3 separate regions of the Homo sapiens genome follow, and regions 2 and 3 are each linked to region 1. The links are chromatin loops, found by intact Hi-C in ENCODE. Cell type or tissue: endothelial cell of umbilical vein. All regions are shown on one strand.

The links. A loop is a pair of places that touch in the nucleus more often than their neighbours do. Peaks named below come from ENCODE experiments on the same cell type or tissue, not always from the same donor. Only the 100,000 strongest peaks of a DNase experiment are listed, where the experiment ranks them.
Region 2: a loop joins it to region 1, with 1.9 times the contacts of the local background. A loop is called at or near these places in 3 of 110 quality-filtered maps.
Region 3: it touches region 1 in a loop (2.6-fold over the local background); 9 of 110 quality-filtered maps call a loop at or near these places.

The regions. Positions count from the first base shown.
Region 1 is chr11:94,542,923-94,545,422 of GRCh38, reverse strand. FUT4 (fucosyltransferase 4) reads right to left here and starts at 1,502. Exons shown (of 1, transcript NM_002033.4): 1 at 1-1,502. The coding sequence starts at 1,289. It overlaps PIWIL4-AS1 (PIWIL4 antisense RNA 1), which reads left to right. Exons shown (of 5, transcript NR_135093.1): 5 at 1-91. RefSeq lists a silencer at 745-1,314. In endothelial cell of umbilical vein, no CTCF peak of the experiment used is centred here; DNase peaks (open chromatin) are centred at 1,042 and 1,432; H3K4me3 peaks cover 1,834 bases; H3K27ac peaks cover 1,396 bases.
Region 2 is chr11:94,731,645-94,734,144 of GRCh38, reverse strand. All of the region lies in intron 1 of PIWIL4-AS1 (PIWIL4 antisense RNA 1), which reads left to right. It also overlaps a transcript of AMOTL1 not described here. Among named protein-coding and RNA genes, the nearest start is that of PIWIL4-AS1, 7.5 kb to the left of the region's middle. In endothelial cell of umbilical vein, no CTCF peak of the experiment used is centred here; a DNase peak (open chromatin) is centred at 1,284; H3K27ac peaks cover 1,479 bases.
Region 3 is chr11:94,761,209-94,763,708 of GRCh38, reverse strand. It overlaps a transcript of AMOTL1 not described here. Among named protein-coding and RNA genes, the nearest start is that of AMOTL1, 5.9 kb to the left of the region's middle. In endothelial cell of umbilical vein, a CTCF peak has its summit at 1,298 (motif pointing right); a DNase peak (open chromatin) is centred at 1,338.

The DNA.
Region 1 (2,500 bases):
GCGTTGCGCCAGAGCTTCTCGGTGATATAATCCAGGTGCTGCGAGTTCTCGAAAGCCAGGTAGAACTTGTAGCGGGCCACTGTGTGCAGGAGCCCAATTTCGGGCACCGGCTGCCCCGGCCCGCCCCGGCCGAACACGTCCACGGTCACATGTTGGCTCAGTTGGTGGTAGTAGCGGACCCGGGCCTGGCGCTCGTCCCAGTGGCTCACCACCCATGCCACCAGCCCCTGTTTCCTGGACAGTGGCGGGGCCAGGCCTGAGGGCGGGTCGCCGGGGTGGCTTCTGGGGTAGAGGTAGCCATAAGGCACAAAGACGTCCGAGTCCGCCCGGTAGGAGAGCGTCCAGTTGAAGAGGTTACTTGCCAGGCTTCGCAGCCCCGGGGAGTGCGAGGGCGACTCGAAGTTCATCCAAACCCAGCGCTGGCCCGGGGGCCTGGGGCTGGAGGTCGCCAGGGCTTCTGCCGCCGCCGCTGCCTCCTCGTAGTCCAACACGCGCAGATCCACCTCCTCGGCAGTGTGCGCCTGGATGCCCCAGGGCGGGGGCCAGTCGGGGGGCCCCTTCACGAGGTCGCGGTGGTGGAAAAGCACGGCCTGAGCCTCTCCGTAGGACGCGCGGTCGGTGAGCAGGCGGCAGCCGCTGATGTTGAAGCGCAGCCGGCAGTCAGGGGGCGGCCTCGGGGCGCTATCGCGCCCCCCGAAGGGCTCCCACCACAGCAGCACGCCCACCGGTCGCGACGGGGTTGGCGACGCCCAGGGCAGCGGCGGCAGCTGCCCCCAGCAAGCGTAGGTGATCAGCGCCGTACACGTCAAGCCGGCGGCCGCCAGCACACAGACGGTCCATGGCAGCCCCCGGCCTCGGCGCCACCCGCGCCGCCCGCCCGCCGCCGCCGTCGGCGAGCCCCACGGTGCCCCCATGGCGCGAACAGGCAGCGCTGCCTCCGCTCGCCACGCGTCCGCAGGCGTGGAGGAGCGGCACCGGCTCTCATGCTGTAGCTGCGGCTCCAGCCGTCGCTGCCGCTCGCCGCTGGCCCGGGAATGGAAGGGGGCGGTCCCAGAATGCAAAGGCCGCGGGCCCTGCCCTGCTCCTCCCAAGTGCCGGGCGGGGCGAGCCGCCAGGGCAAGGTGAGCTGGCCAGGACGCCCAACCGGGCACCGCCCGTCCCTTTCTTCCACTGCGCCCGGGGCCCAGCCGGCCCGACCAGGCCCCGGGAGCCTCCTGCGGCGCCTCCGCCCACTCCTTCTCCCAGCCCGCGCCCGAGGGCTTCCGGGCCGCGCCCCACAAGCGCCTCATCCGCTACTCTTGATTCTCTCTCAACTGATCCGGTTTCCCTCTGCGCGCGCCCACCGCCCTGGCCCTCGCTCACTGTGGCCCGAACCCTCGCCTTCCAGAGGGAAGGCCCGGTTCATCCCTGGGAAGGTACAGGAGGCTCGAGACCTTCTAAAGCAGCTGCCGCGCAGGAGCAGGCCCTAGAACAGACGGAAGGCGGACCCGGCGCCGCGGAACGGAGGATAGCGTCGGCTTCCTGCCGTTGGGCCTAGCCACCCGCCAGCGACGCCCGCCGGAGGGAGGGATTGAGGGAGGGAGGGAGTCCAGAGGCCGGGGGAACGTGCGAGCAGAGGCGCGGCCACCGCATCCGTGGCCAGGATCTCGTGGCCCGCCGAGACGGTCGAATTGTGGAGGCAGCCCGCAGCGGCGTGGCCTTCAGAGTCTCTGCATTTGGTGAAGAACTTAAGTTTTCAATGTGAGTGCTCATAAGAACATTTCCTTTGCCTGCCAGCCCAGTAAAGGATAGAGAACAAAATGTTTTCTTAGCAATCAAAACATGTTCTTTCCTTTGGTCCCCTACCAAATAAGTCTGACTTGCCGGCTCATAGTAGTATTGCTTGTACCAAGACGCACAGGACTCATAAACCAAAGATGAAGATGTGACCCCCCCAAGGCCCTTGTCGTCAAGGAATTTATTGCCTGTTCAGTGAGATGAATGAATGAATATCACTATTAATTTTACCAAGCACTTAAAAAACATTTTCTGCACCCATGAAAGTTATGCAAAATAGTTTGGATGATAAAATGATGACGAAGATAAATATTCTAGCACCCAAGTTAAGGGTGTAAAGACAGTATCGCACTGGCCTCTTCTACCTTATTAGGCGACACTGGAGACATCTACGTCTACAGTCACTTGAGAAATTTTTTACCTACGGGTTGAATTTGAATTTCTGGGTGTTCGCTTTGGTTTATGATATTCAACTTTTATTCAGGGGATTTCCAAATAGATCAGGGGCGGGGCTGCTGACCTAAGGAGAGGAGAAAGTTTTGAGAGAAGTTTTAGTAGATCACAGCTGTGCATCAGTGGAGTCCCACTGATACTAGGGGAGAAATAGACAGTGCTGGGAATGGGGCAATCCTGCCAGGTGTTTTTGATGTTATGCCTACAGAAAATAAATTTGCGTTAGCCATATGAATTTAAGAATGTTTTCATTAAAAATCAAGTATAGGCC
Region 2 (2,500 bases), 190 kb before region 1:
GAAGCCAATGGTTCATTTTGGTAAAAATGCCAAATGTGTCCTCTAAAAATTCCAAATATCAATGCAGGAGGTGCTATCAACAAAAGCAAGGTGTTTTGGGAAATATATAAATAAATTAAATTTGTCCCATTCCTGCACTGCGTTCCCCACCAGATTCCTGTTACCAAGTATAGTCCAGAGAGGAAGATTTAAAAGAATCTTCACTCAATATCATATCAAAGGAAATAAAATCTGGCTGAGCCAAGAAGCTACTAGAAGGTGTACTTGGACATGAGTCAGAATAAAGAACGATTCCAAAAATACATACAAGAAAAGGTCCCTGCAGAGGAAAATCATACACTTCCGACTTACACTCAGATCTATTGAGTGAAATCAGACAAAATACCCAGTGTTAAGATTAAGGACAAAAACATTTGCTGCAATTGAAATCTATGACTAAACTATTAAAAAACAAAATCTGTAGGATAAATGTGAGTTTCTGCTGAAATGCAGAGACCATGATCTTATATTTCCAACCCAGCATCTAAGGCAGAGGCCTGAGGGGGAATTGCTTCTTTCAGAGCTGCAAATCGAGTCTTCTTGGACCACACAGAGGCTTCTCTTCTTTCACAGAAAAGTGGTTTTCCCAAGATGCTATTGCCTTAGCAGTCAGCATAGTGTGGGTGGTAGAAAGAGAAGCAGGAGACCTTGCTGTAGCCCTGTTTTTGCCACTAATCTTTAATAAGTGTCCTAATCTGCTTATACTGTGCTCTTCTCTGTAAAACGACAGTTGAAACAGATGAGAGACTTTAAGGAACTAATTGAAACAAGTGCCAGTAGGAGATCACAGATAATGGATTCCATTATATGCATCTGTTCACTACAGAGTACGCAAGAAAAATAGACAAAAAGGATCAAACTTCTCAGAAAGGTGGAGATGCAGAGTAATGTTGTCCTTAGAAACTGACAGACAGGAGTAAAATGGATAGAACGCAGCTCTGGAGTATGAAGACCTGAGTGTGAATCTGCTGTCTGAGCTGGGCTTAGTTAGTTTGCCTTTGCAAGACTCAGTTTTCTCATCTGCAAAATGGAGATAAGACTAACTACTTCACAAGATTTCAATAAGGGTTTGAATGCAATGAAATCATGTACATGGCAATGTTTGGCACACAGACTGCTGTCAGGAAAAGTTGCCTCCTTCCTCCTTGACCAGTGTTAAAACTCTCCCTGACCCTGAGAGGCTTCAGAAAGGAAATCTGCTCCTTCCTGTTTATATAACCATAATGGGAACAGTACCACTGAATTTCTATGACGCACCTGGCCCACGCTGCCAGGCCGTGTTTCCCAGACTTCCTGCCTCTCCCCTAAAGAGGAGCTTAAGCAGGTTGAGTTCCCTGGGAAGCATGGATGACAGACAGCAGGATTCCCAAACAGCTGAGTGAGCACATCTATAAGAGGAAGAAGAAATATTTTATAGATTTGCTGAGAAGGAACTCCTCTTCCGTACCAAATCCCCACATACTTGATATGGCTGGTGGCCGAACAGCCCAATCAACTTGTAATGCAACAGTCAGAAATGCGACAGTGGCCAAACACTGTCTCCCTTTTGTTTCATATGTCAGGGACTGCATGTGATTTCTTTTGGAAAATGTGCTCCAGACCTTTAAAATGAGTTTGAAAACCCAGTGGCCCAGATCACTGGGAATATTTTTAGGAGTGTCAGAAGCAGGAGTGGAAGAGGGACTTCCCTTCAGAAACTCCTTATCACCCCCAAACATCCTGGGTTCACAGCTAGCTTCCTGGAAGCTCTCCTACCCAATTGCAGCCCGAGATGCTCTGAGGATAATAGAAGGGCAGATGTTGTGTGGATCTGCCTCAAGGCCTATGACTCAACAGGATGACAGAGACTCCCTGGAAGATAATGCAATTCTCTGTGGACTGCAGGAAGCCAACAACAAAACCCCAAGGTTTGGACACTCCAGGGCTTTCTCTGGTACTCCACTAGAAATGCAAACCCCACCAGCCCATATTGAGCCTCAGAGATAGAATAGCTGGCACTAGCCAGTGGTGGGGAGAGGTGAGGTAGGGAAATGGAGTGTCGAGGAAAGATGCTTTGAAGCAGGTGGGTCAAGGCCTTGGCTATGCATGAGCTGAGATGGCTGTAGGGGAGAGCCCTGCTGTGAGCTTGGATGAGAATGCACATGTTACAACAGCACTGTTTATTTTCTGGCCCTGCTCAGGGCTAGTTTTCATTTTAACTGTGACAAGCAAATAACCAGCAATACAAGTTTGTAAATGGACCACCAGAGCCTTAAGCTGTGAAGGCAGAGTAGGGAGTGTTGGAGAGGGAATTGGAGGGACAGAAGCCTATGGTGGCTAGGATTGGACTGATCTCAGTTTAAATTCCAGCTCTGCCATTTGTGAGCTGAATGATGTCGTACAAGTTTCTCAGCCTCTTCAGGCCAATTTTTTCATTCATGAACTCAGAATAAAGCTGTTGTGAGAATTAATTGAGATAGTC
Region 3 (2,500 bases), 220 kb before region 1:
CTTGTGATTTTCTTAATAACATTTTCTTTTCTATAGCTTATTATTTATTGTAAGAATACAGTATTAATACATATAACATATGAAATATGTGTTAATCAACTGTTTATATTATCGGTAAGGCTTCCAGTCAACAGTAGGCTATTAGCAGTTAAGTTTTTGGGGAGTCAGAAGTTATATTTGGATTTTCAACTGTGTGAGGGGGTCAGCGCCCGTGACTCCTGCATTGTTCAAGGGTCAACTCTAGTGTGTTTTTTCCTGCCTTTTTCTAAATATAAAATAATATTCTCAAATAAGCTTTTTCACACAGCACATGCCTCCTCTGAAGATTCTGACACATGCCCTGCCCTGCAAACTGTTGGCAGGAGCATAATTCAGGGAATACTGGCAGTGTCTAAAGCAGAGAGTACTGAGTGTACATTGTCGTAAGGAGAGGAAAGGGCAAGGGGATGAGCCTTTGTCAGGACCAGATGGTCTCAGAGTGAAAGAATGAAAAACAAAAAGGAGGACAATGTGGAGGGCAAGTGGGAAGATACACAAGGTACGACACTTGTGTAGTTCTGGAAATATCAGGTGCCTGTGGATGAAGAAACTGCTCCTGGAACAAATAAAATGTTATGCAACAGAAGAGATCATTTGAACACCCTGCTCCATTTGAAGCTTATCAAGGACTCTGTGTGGATTATGAAAAAAGTTTCCCAACAAATATTTATTAAGTACCTACTGAGGACCAGGCTCTGTGCTACCATGCTACATAGGTAGTTTGGCGGGATCGTTAAGTTATAGATCTGAGGCCTGTTTGTCGGGATGTTTTTCGTTTCACACCCATAGTGACACACCAGTCTCTTCTGGCTTGACTGCTTTCTCCTGTAAGCATATTACCTAATATGCACTAAACACATAATTTTATCTATATAAACACAAGAAACTGAGGATAGATATGCTGATGTCCAGAGAAAATGCACCTGTACCAAATGGGGTAAGGAAGAAGAGTAGAGACGTTGGCCCCAAACAAACTGGTGTCAGACCCGGACTGAGACAGACCAGCTGTAAATATAAAGATTCCGACATGGAGTAGATATTCGATACATGACAGTTATTCTAAACATTATTTGCTACTACTACTACGGAAACCTTGGGAGTACTGAAAACTCATAATACTTTTTTGGCTGATGTTATTGCAGGGTTTCTCAACCCTGGCCCTCTGACATTTGGGGCTGATGATTCTTTGTTGTGAGAGACTGCCCAGTGCATTGTAGGGATGGCCTCTACCCACTAGATGCCAGTGGCAACCACCCCCTCTACCTTCATTTATGAAAACAAAAACTGTCTCCAGACATTGCCAAATGTCCCCTAGGGGGCAAAATTGCCTCTGATTGAGAACCACTGAGTTAGTTGATTAATTGATGTTACCCACTTTAAAAGAAGCTCCCAAGCTTCTAATCATATTGATCATTCCATTGAGATACTGGGTGAATCTAATTGCATACTAATAGCAGCTTCAGTTCCATCCACCCTATAATATATCATTCTATTATGATTGCTTCCCTTTCCTCTTTTCATGAGCAAAAAAACTAATCATGTTTTCCTCTCTGATTTCCAGTGATGATATAGACACATTTTTGTTTCTAAAACTGGAATCATACTGAGTTTCTAAAACAACATAAAGCCACTATTAAAAATAAGGAGTTTCACAATAGCTGAAGTTCAGAATGTTCACCCTAAAGAACCCTTGTAATCCCCATTTTGAAAGTAATTATTGGATGTTTATACTGAAAACATATATTTTCAGTTCATAGAAAGAACAGTGAGAGAAATGACCCCTCCACAACCTGTTCAGCAATTTTAGTTCTTCTCTCTCCAGAATATGCACTACAGACCAACAGGTCTTACACCTTTTTAAAAGCCAAGGAAAGACAGAGAAGTGGGGAAATTCTCACCATTCCTAATGGCTCCAGACACTCTAGATGGTTCCATTCAGGAGAAAAATTTGTTTTACAGCATAAACTCAAAGTGAGGGAAGAAGTTAAAATTCATGTCTTAAATGTTCTATAAGTTATTGATCAAGAAATCAGAAAGCATTTATTGCATCTCAGCCATAGAGCCAGTATCATGCTAGGTACAAGTCTTCAGAAAAGTCCAAAGTATGGATTGGGAGAGAGAGAGGAATAATTAAAAATAACTAGAAAAAAATTAGAAATAACTAGAAAAAATAAAGTCCTGGGCCAGGCGCAGTCGCTCATGCCTGTAATCCCAGCACTTTGGGAGGCCAGGGGGTGCGGATCACTTGAGGTCATGAGTTGGAGACCAGCCTGGCCAACATGGTGAAACCCTGTCTCTACTAAAAATACAAAAATTAGCCAGGCATGGTGGCAGGTGCCTGTAATCCAAGCTACTCAGGAGACGGAGGCAGGAAAATCACTTAAACCTGGGAGGCGGAGGTTGCAGTGAGCCGAGATCACGCCACTGCACTCCAGCCTGGGTAACAGAGCAAGACTCTGTC